Linked DNA regions of Homo sapiens: region 2 is linked to region 1. Evidence: chromatin contacts called from ENCODE Hi-C data. All regions are on one chromosome and are shown on one strand. The core of a region is the stretch at or near the end of the contact, and the rest is flanking DNA. Distances in the headings are between cores, read along the strand shown.

Region 1 (5,212 bases), core at 951-3,450:
GGAAAATGATCATTTGCATAAGGCTTAAAAAGAGTGGTAAAAGGGTTTGTAACAGCAATTATTGGAAAAAAGATCACATAAAAGGGTCACATAAAATGATTACAAAGTGCTATCAGGCTCTCCACTGTGGTGGGCATCCACACATTTGTAGTGGCATCATTCTTTGATAGTTGTGTGGCTTTCTCCCCGCCCAAGCAGTGTTTGGAAATGTAGACGTAGGAATGGAAAATGCAGACTGGAGTTTTAAGTGGTAGTTTAATGTTAGGACAAGTCAAAGGGCAAAGCAGGGGGCTCTGCTTACAAGAGTGGTTGAAGGCTGGGCACAGTGGCTCCTGCCTGTAATCCCAACACTTAGGGAGGCCGAGGCAGCAGGATCACTTGAGCCTAGAAGTTCCAGAACAGCCTGGGCAACATGGCGAAACCCTGTCTCTACAAAAAAAAATTTTTTTTTTAATTAGCTGGGCATGGTGGTGCACGTCTGTTGCAACAGCTACTCTAGAGGCTGAGGCAGGAGTGTCACTTGAGCCCAGGAGTTTGAGGTTACAGTGAGCTATGATTATGCCACTGTACTCCAGCCAGGACCACGACCAAGTGAGACCCCTGACTCTTAAAAAAAAAAACAACAAAAAAAGGCCGGGACGCGGTGGCTCATGCCTGTCATCCCAGCACTTTGAGAGGCTGAGACAGGCGGATCACTTGAGATCAGGAGTTTGAGACCAGCCTGGCCAACATGGTGAAACCCCGTCTCTACTAAAAATACAAAAATTAGCCGGGCATGGTGGCGCACACCTGTAATCCCAGCTACTCAGGAGGCTGAGGCAGGAGGATCACTTGAACCTGGGAGGCAGAGGTTGCAGTGAGCCGAGATCGCACCACTGCACTCCAGCCTGGGTGACAAGAGCCAGACTCTATCTCTAAATAAATAAATAGGCCGTGCGCTGTGGCTCACGCCTGTAATCTCAGCACTCTGGGAGGCTGAGGCGGGAGGATCACCTGAGGTCAGGAGTTCGAGACCAGCCTGGCCGACATGGGGAAACCCTGTCTCTACTAAAAAAAAAAAAAAAATTAGCCGGGCATGGTGGCGCAGCCTGTAATCCCAGCTACTCAGGAGGCTGAGGCAGGAGAATCACTTGAACCCGGGAGGCAGAGGTTGCAGTGAACCGAGATCACACCACTGCACTCCAGCATGGGTGACAGAGATTCTGTCTCAAAATAAATAAATAAGTAAAAATAAAAAAGTGGTTGTAGTCAAAGGCTATGGGTTTAAGTTGGGTAGTGGGATTTCAACATTTAAGGTTTTAGAGATGGAGCAGTATCAAGTGATGAATATCTAGATTTTCTAGACTACGGGTGAACAAAGTAGAAGTAAAGGTCATTCGGATTGAGGAACTGAAGGAAACCAGGCTGGGTTGTGGATGTTGGATTCATTGGGAGGATGGCAGTAAATCAGATGGAGAGGAAAACTAATGCCAGACAGTCAGTAGGTGACAGTGACAAGGGAGGGCAAAAGGTGTTACTACCAGATGGCACAGAGCCTGAAAGAGCTATTTCACAAGGGGAAGAAAGAATATCAGTGTCAAGCGGAAAGCTTCAAGAGTGAAGAAGACACACTACCTTTGAGGCTGGTGCATGGAGTGTGGGAGGGGAGAAACCAAGCGAGTAGACAGAGATGAGGCAATCTTTTGAATTGGATGACGGATAGATGTTGGTACCATCCGACCATTTGGGAAGTCCAGAGGGGAGGCTTTGTTTTCCGGGAATATGCTTAATTTGAGGAGTGGGAAATGGATAGAGGGTAGGTGAATGGTTAGAGATCTGCACAAAGCTGGAAGGCCCACGGGATCAAGTTCTGCCCATGACTGAGGGGTGACCTCCAATCCCTGGGCCTTAACCCCCAGGATCCCTGGACCTGGAACGCCCATTAGGTCCCCTCCTTTCCGGCGAGAGGGCGGCAGAGGGCGCAGGCGCTCTAGCCGGACCCGGCGGGCGGGTGGCAGAGGGCGCAGGCGCCCTGGACAGAGCGGCCGCAGTGGGAACGGCCGGCAGGGGGCGCAGCGCTCTGGTCCGAGAAGCCCGGGCGGGGCACCCTCGCCGGGAGAGTAGAGGATAGGGGTCGGCTGGAGAACGGGCCCAGTGCGAGGCCGCGAGCAGTGGGCGGGGCCGGGGTGGGGGCGGGGCGAGGCGGTTCCGGAAGGAAGTGGTTCCGGGTCCCGCGGCCCGGCAGAGGTGGCTGGGGTGTCGCTGCTGTGGGAGGCGGCGGCAGAGTGAGGGGCGAGGCCCGAGGGGCCGGCGGCGGCGGCGGCGGCGGCGGCGGCGGCGGCGGCGGCGGCGGCGGCGGGGGCTTCCCGGCCGGGTGAGCGGCTCGGGGGGAGGCGGGGCGAGGAGGCCTGGGCCCGCAGGGAGGGCGTGTCCGCCACCCAGGAGGGGCGGTTCTCGGGGTGGCGGATGGGGCAGCGGGGAGGATGCGGCGGTCCGACTCGGGTTCTGTTGGGACAGCTCCTCTGCGCCCCGTAGGTCCCTCGGTCAGCGCCTTCCCTTGGGCGCGGCGACCCGGCGCGGGTTTCCAGGGGACAGCTGCCCGGCGCCCCTGAGGTCCCTCGACAGGCACGGCGACCCGGGCACCTGCTGCCGCGACCCTGATCCTCCGCCGTCGTCGGGCAGGTTGCGGTCCCCGCGGTTCCCTGCATCTGTTAAGAGGGCGGGGGCCGGGAAGGCGGTGTCCGGGGACGGTGCCCTTGTCCTCGAGGCGGCCCTGGACGCGTCGCCTGCGGGGCCTGAACCGAGGACCCCCCCGTACCCCGCTTTGTCCTGGTGAGGCGCTCCTGCCGCGCAGCGGCATCTTCCTCTGTTAACGTCGAGAATGAGTAGTGAAGGCTGCTCATTATCCTGCATTGTAAAGTAAAACTTGTCTTTTTAGAAGCGTCTCCTGAAAATTGGCGCATCTCCTGTGCTTCTCTGGGTTGTATTGGGAAACTGGGCCAGTCGCTGTCAGGACTGTCCTGTTGGTAGGTCTCGAGGGAAAGAAATGGGAGAGAAACCTACCCCGTAAATATTTTCCTACTCAGGTGCTTTTCGAACTACCTATTAGGTGATTGCCTTTTTTTTTTTTTTTTTTTTTCCTGGAACAAATTACAAACTGCAGGTAGAAATCAGGAAGGCCTCTTTAGGCTCCTCGCCAGGCAGCCTTTTTAGCATTTTTCTGAATGTGAACAGGTCCAAACGACAGAGCAGAATTTGAAAAGAAAGGTTTTGCTGCAGATTCATAACGAGGACTTTATTTTTCATTGGTATTTTAATGGTAATGGTATAGCAATGTTTTATTTTTAATGTTTTTTTTAAATGGCTACTAAAATTTTATTTTGAAATCACAGCTGTTTCAGTCACCCCCAAGAAACCTTTAAAACGTCTTATTAGAAACATTTTTATATATAGGAACATTTAGCCATTTATACACATTTCTAAGATAGAAATCACAATGAAGATACGTTGTTTCACTATTCCAAGTTCCAAGTAACCATGGTGAATATGGTTTCCCCATTCCAAGTAACCATTGTGAATGTGGTTATACACCTCCAGTCTTTTTCTATGCAGAGCTTAATACATGAGTTTTTCTAAAGTGAATTCTCTTTTGTAATTATCTTTTTCTGACTAGATAGCATGCCATTATATGGCTGTAATATTATAATTTATTTCATTGGTCATTCTCAGTTCTTCCCTATTAAAATACATTGTTGGGTAAATGTAAAAGTCCGCATATCTATGATTACTTTCGAATCTCACTCTGTCGCCCAGGCTGGAGTGTAGTGGCACGATCTCGGCTCACTGCAACCTCCACCTCCTGGGTTCAAGTGATTCCCCTGTGTCAGCCTCCCGAGTAGCTGGGACTACAGGCGTGTGCCACCATGCCCGGCTAATTTTTGTATTTTTAGTAGAGATGGGGTTTCACCATATTTGCCAGGCTGGTCTCAAACTCCTGACCTCCAGCGATCTGCCCGCCTCGGCCTCGCAAAGTGCTGGGATTACAGGTGTGAGCCACCGCGCCCGGCCCATGATTACTTTCTAAGTGTACATTCCTAGATGATAGAATTATTGGGCAGAGTATGCACATAAGGGTTTTTTTTTTTTTAATGTGAATTGCTCAATTTCCCTCTGGAAAGGATATGCTGTTTTGCACTCCTACCAACAATCTGTGAGTGTCCTTACCCACACCCTAGCAAAAGGCAACATTTAAAGGGATTTCTATAGGAATACTTTTGAGCCATACTTGTACTCTCCAACCAAGTACAACTACCCCTCTCTAGTCATCACTTTTTTCTTATTTGTTGATAGCACTTCAGCTTCTCATCTTTTATTGCGCCTTTACTATTTTGGTAAAGAAAGCTTATCTAGGTGAGGCAAAGGCGTAATAGAACAAACAAGAGATTTAAAGTTAGGATCCCCTTGAAATCCAGTATATCTGATTATCTTGAACAAGTCACTTAACTTTTCTAAGGTACTCTTTCCTCAGTGATGCATTAGGGGTTATAATACAGTTGCCTTACTTTTCTTAAGGATTATTTTAAGGGTCAGTTGAAACATTCCTGGAAAGTACATTTAGACACACTTTGTCTTGTTGGTATTTTTAAAAATTATTTTTAATTTATTATTTTTAAATAGAGACAGTGTCTCACTATGTTGCCTAGGCTGGTCTCAAACTCCTGAGCTCGAGCGATTCTCCTGCCTTGGCCTTGCAGAGTGCTGGGATTACAGGCATGAGCCACTGCACCCGGCCATGTTATTACCATCTGGTAGAAATTTCAGAGCACAGAAGCATCTTGAGGTTCATACATTTTTTAAAGTAAATACCTTAATTCAAAAGGCTATTCTCTGATACCCTTTGCCCCCATACTCTTTCACTCCTTAAATTTGAAGTTTTTTGTTTTACTGCTGCCCTAGATTATATTCAAAACTTTATCAGGGTTATGAAATTAGATGAGTGAATGAATCTGCACAAATGTTGAAGGAGCAAATATTTAAAAGCGCTATATAAAGCTGAGAGGGACAGGTATAACGCTAAATAAAACACAGTACTTGGGCTCATGATAAATAAAACATGGTCTTTGTGCCCTGCAGGCTACATTATCCAGGCAGCAGAGGGCATAAAAGCTGCTTTCCAAATTTAGATGGCAATTTTAGATGTGATGCCTGATGTCAACTATTCTCAAGTATGCTA
Region 2 (5,212 bases), core at 1,244-3,743, 130 kb after region 1:
CCGCATCCAGCCCTCAGAAGTTTCTTTTGCATTGAACTTGCCAAGAAAAGACCCATTTATATGATCAGCCCCTTGTAAAGCGCGTGCCCTGTCTTCAGGGTAGCTGAGGGGCTAGCTTGTTTTACTGTCCCCTCCAAAGTTTCCCTGCCATGGTTCTACCATAGAAGAAATCTTCTCCTTTATCTTCCTTAGTTGTGGTCAGCTTTCAGGCTTGCCACACTTCCTCCTGGGTGAGTAAAGAGGCACATTTGGGTGCCCTGGGTTGGGCACAGTAGATTTGAGGTAAGGGAGCCAGAGTGCTCATTTCTGCAGCAGGGCTCTCATCCTGCATTTTAGGGAAGTGTCTCTGGCCCCCTGCAATGCGGGATGTTTTTCTTCTTTTTTCCTCTTGCTTTATGTTAGCTTGAACCAGTCCCTGGTGTTTTGCTTCAGGATTCTTTTCTTCCTCCCTAGGGAGTAATTGCTTAGAAAATGCCCTCCTGTCAAAAACACAAAGTCTTCAATGTCATAAATTGGTAGTGGAAACTCCTCCGTCATCTGGCTTAATATTTGAACTGTTGCTAATGGCTAAGAGATTGCAGCATGAAGGTGGGTCCCTTTGGAAGCCTGTTGGGTCAACTGGGGTGTTGGCTGTCTCCTTTGGTCAGTGTGTGTACAGTCATTTGGGGACCAGCCCATTCATCGCAGGCACTTCAATCTTTTAATGCTCTCACTCTTTGAAGAATTATAGGAGCCATATGCTGCTTCCCAGGTAACCGAGACTTGCTAAAAATAGAGCTTAAATGGCCCCACTGTTCTGGCATTGGAAATCGTTGCTTTTTATTTTTAGGCCAGCTTGTGTGATCCGTAGCTACTTTCAAGCTTGGGCAATAAGAATCACTGAGCAAGACCTTTGTCAGTTGAACACTGTTAAGGTTTGAACCTCCACTCCCAGCTAGTTGGAAGGAGAATCCAAATCTATTGAAATAGGGAGTGCTGACCTTCACATGGCTCCCCTCCTCCACCTCCACCCTCTATTAAGCAGGATTCTGTTTCACTGTGGGTTTAGGGTACTTACCACAAGAAAAATACGTTGCAAAGAATGAATTCTGGCTGTGAGTTTATGGCACCAGCCAAACAACCAGAAGAACAGACTGGCATAAAACAGCTTTGAGGCCATTAAAGAACACCACCAAGGCCGAGACCCATGCACTGTGGGTTTTGGGTGGTCTGAAATGGAAATTGTCATCACCATACTTAGGTGCAGATTAATGCATTAAATGATAAATAAGAATAGGCCTAACTTCCATTGCTCATTTCATAAGTAATAGTCTCATTTTACTATCCCCATTCTTGCCCACCTTCAGTTACAGAAATAACTCTGAGTGGGTTTGCTTTTTAAAGATCTGTGTCAAGCAGATATCTCACAAAAATGGCACAGGCAAAGTGTTCTATTTAGAAGTTGCCCTGTGACACAAAACCACAGTGTGTTTTCAGTCCTTGGGCACTGGTTTCTTTGGACATAAGTGCTAGGGGCATGGTGCCGGCCTTCCGGGGGAAGTGACTTGAAAGTGCTGTGGGCTCCGCATAGAGAGTTTTACTTCATTAACAGTCGCTTATCCGTCAGGTCCAAAAGACGCAGCGGTGGTACTGGTAACCAGGTATATTCGTTTCCTATTGTTGCCCTAACAAATTACCATAAAATGAGTGGCTTAAAACAACACAGATTTTACTGTCTTACAGTTCTGTGGTCAGAAGTTTGATGTGGGTCTCACTGGGCTAAAATCAAAGTGCTGACTGGGCTGCATTCCTTTTTGGAAACTCTAAGGAAAATCCCGTTCCCTTCCATTTCCCATCTTCTAGAGGCAGCCCGTATTCCTTGGCTCATGACCCCTTCCTCCATCTTCAAAGCCACCAACAGTGACCCAGGTCCTTTTCAGGTTGTGTCACTTGATCTTCTCTCCTGTGCCCCCGCTCTCTTTTTAAGAACCCTTGTGGGTACATTGGGTCCACCTGGATAATCCAGGCGACTCTTCCTTTTGTAAGGCCAGCTGATGAGCAACCTTAATTCCATCTGCAACTTTCATTCCCTTTTGCTTGGGATTGGGATGTGGAAATCTTTGCAGGGGGTGGGGGGGTGTTGTTCTGCCAATCCACACCAGGGACTTTGTTTTCCTAAATCTCCATGTCGGGTAGGGCCAAAGGGGCAATCATTTTGGTGGCAGCCTACGTGGAAGATGGCTTCTATATTTGCAGAGTTTCAGGAAGTTGAGAGGGTTTCTCTTAGACCACTAGACTGTGAAGTTTGTCAGATACCTTGTTTCTCTGTAGGGTGGTCCTGGAGTTTTGATGATCCCAGCTGAGACTCTTACCAGGGGCTGCTAGAGCCTGGGGATGGATGGCTGTGAAGGGGAGCAGGGAGTTAGGATGACTGGTAGCAGCTGGGCTGGCCAGCGAGCGAGGAATGAGGAAGCAGGGGGATGAGGACAGGAAATGATAGACGAGTCTGCCCCTTGGGAGAGAGAAAATAGAAGATGGGGTTGATTACATCTGGCCCCAAAGAAAATAAAAGCATGGGCTTTTTTGTTTGTAGGCTTTGTGATTGATTCTACTGTTGAGTCAACTTAGACGCTGGGCTAAACAAATTTATTTGCTTACTTTTTGGACATCCAGTGCACTCTTGCCACTAAAAGCCTCAGGGGTTCATTGTGGCCACTTGGTGTCCCGAGGGAGGTTGGGGGGTGTTGGGTGTCACTGTCCAAACAACTCTCTCTGGAGAGAGCAGCAGCCCAGCTGGGGACCCCGTCCCAGGAGGGCTCTGCTCTGGAGAATGTAAACCGGTCTGGTACAGGCTCACAGAGCCTTAAATGTGTTCTCAAGAATTCTAACAAATAATCTGTTGTGAACTTAAACTGGTTTGGACTTTGAAGAACTGACAAGTTCTTTTGAGAAATAGTACGTGGGAGCTTTGTGCATCCTTTCCCACGGTCCCATGACTGGGAGGTATGTTACAGTGAAAGCAAGTCTCAGACACGTTTTGGCCACTCATTCAGACACTTGTTAGTAAGCAGGCATGAAGAGAGCCCTGCTTTAGCTGGGCGTGGTGGCACATACCTATAGTCCCTGTTACTTGGGAGGCTGAGGTGGAAGGATTACTTGAGCTCAGGAGTTCAAGGCTGTAGTGAGCTATGATCCTGTCACTGTACTCCAGCCTGGGCAACAGAGCAAGACCCTGTCTCTTTAAAAAAAAAAGAGAGCACACTGCAGTCTGTTTTGTAAGCTCAGCAAAGCTTGAGCCCTCTGGCCGGGCCCCTTTTGGGAAAGAGACATTCAAGGCAGATGCCACTGTATTCCAGTGCCGGGATTCAGCTAACCCCCAGGGAGGGGACAGGGTCCTCCTTTAGTGGTTGACAATGGCCCCTGACAGTCCTGGGCCTCTTCTCTGAAGGGGGCAGACTGCTGTTATTTCTAGATTCTTTTGTGCGGTTCTTCTGAGGATGGAGATGGTGGCACAATATTTTCACCCAATTCCTAGAGCAGAGGGCCACTGCTTGTTTTCATCATGCTAATTAACCAACTCTGGTGCAAATGGACTCTGATTAGTCTTTCAAATGCTGATCCACCATCCCTGGAGTGCTTGTTTTTCATTTGGATACTTCAATTGTGAGCTGACCTCTTTTAGGATAAGGATCAAAGCCAAGTAATACAGAGCTATATGAGGAGACTTCAACAAGTTCATGGAAAATGGGTATTATGAAAAAACTATTCATGGATTTAAATTTTTTTTTTTTTGCACCAAAATAAACTCACACTAACTTGGCTGTAACATGTCTGAATAGTATCTAGTTTGAGGCACTAAGAAAGATAAGACACCAGTTTGGAAAGAGCCCCTATCAGAGCAACATGAATTCTGCTAAAATTGAAGCAAGAACAAACACCAAACTTATAGTGAAGCTTGAGTGGAAGAATGGTGAAATAACTGATGCTTTACACAAAATTTATGGGGACAATATTCCAAAGAAATTAGCAGTTTACAAATAGATAGCTCATTTTAAGAAAGGACAAAACAATGTTGAAGATAAGGTCTGCAGCGGCAGACTATCCATATCAATTTTCGAGGAAAAAATTTATCTTGTTTATGCCCTAATAGAAGAGGACTGACAATTAACAACAGAAACAATAGCCAACACCACAGACATCTCAATTGGTTCAGCTCACACAATTCTGACTGAAAAATTAAAACCGAGCAAATTCAATGGGTGGCAAAACCATTGCTCCCAGATCAGGTGCAAACAAGAGCGGAGCTTCCAGTGGAAATTCTAAACAGGTGAGATCAAGATCATGAAGAATTTATTGGAAGAACTGTAACAGGAGATGAAACACGGCTTTCCCAGTGCCATCCTGAAGACAAAGCACAATCAGAGCAGTGGCTACCAAGAGGCGGAAGTGGTCCAGTCAAAGCAAAAGCGGTCAAGAGCAAAGGTCAGGGCAACAGTTTTTGGGGATGCTCCAGGCATGTTGCTTGTTGACTTCTTGGAGGGCCAAAGAACAATAAAATCTGTTTATTATGACAGTGTTTTGAGAAAGTCAGAGCATGAGCAGAAGAACATCCAGGAACAGTTCACCAGAGAGTTCTTCACCATGACAATGCTCCTGCTCATTCTCATTCCTCGTATCAAACAAGGGCAATCTTGTGAGAATTTTGAGGGGAAATCATTAGGCATCCACTTCACAGTCTGTATTTGGCTCTGACTCCTTTTTTGTCCTAATCTTTAAAAAAAATCTGTAAAGATCACCTATTTTCCTTCAGTTAATAATGTGAAAAAGACTGCATTGACATGGTTAAATTCCCAAGACCCTCAGTTCTTTAGGGATGAACTAAGTGGCTGGTGTCATCACTTGCAAAAGTGCCTTAACCTTGATGGAGATTATGTTGAGAAATAAAATTTATAATTTTATCTTTTAATTCTATTTTCCATGAACTTTTTGAAGTCCTCATATAGTACACTGTTTCTTTTTTAGTGTGGATTGCTATTTTTTTTATTATTTATTTTTATTTATTTTTTATTTATTTTTTTGAGACAGAGTCTTGCTCTGTCGCCCAGGCTGGAGTGCAGTGGCGGGATCTCGGCTCACTGCAAGTTCTGCCTCCTGGGTTCATGCCATTCTTCTGCCTCAGCCTCCCGAGTAGCTGGGACTACAGGTGCCTGCCACCACGCCTGGCTAATTTTTT

Evidence for each region. A loop is a pair of places that touch in the nucleus more often than their neighbours do. Pooled maps may share reads with other maps.
Region 2: a loop to region 1 is called in a pooled map, with 5 times the contacts of the local background. The contact joins the enhancer-like site here to the promoter of BCLAF3 in region 1. A Hi-C loop is called at or near these places in 1 of 37 single-sample maps with no recorded cell type and 2 of 50 pooled maps.

The regions. Positions count from the first base shown.
Region 1 is chrX:19,988,049-19,993,260 of GRCh38, reverse strand. BCLAF3 (BCLAF1 and THRAP3 family member 3) reads left to right here and starts at 2,200. Exons shown (of 12, transcript NM_001367774.2): 1 at 2,200-2,353. It overlaps LOC729609 (a long non-coding RNA gene), which reads left to right and starts at 3,482. Exons shown (of 2, transcript NR_024440.1): 1 at 3,482-3,575. RefSeq lists silencers at 1,858-2,287, 2,328-2,377, 2,448-2,817.
Region 2 is chrX:19,861,222-19,866,433 of GRCh38, reverse strand. All of the region lies in intron 1 of SH3KBP1 (SH3 domain containing kinase binding protein 1), which reads left to right. Among named protein-coding and RNA genes, the nearest start is that of SH3KBP1, 24 kb to the left of the region's middle. RefSeq lists enhancers at 2,308-2,357, 2,728-3,027, 3,272-3,878. Within about 2 kb of position 2,493, at least 5 of the 41 ENCODE cell types and tissues checked have a DNase peak (open chromatin) inside an H3K27ac peak, as active enhancers do.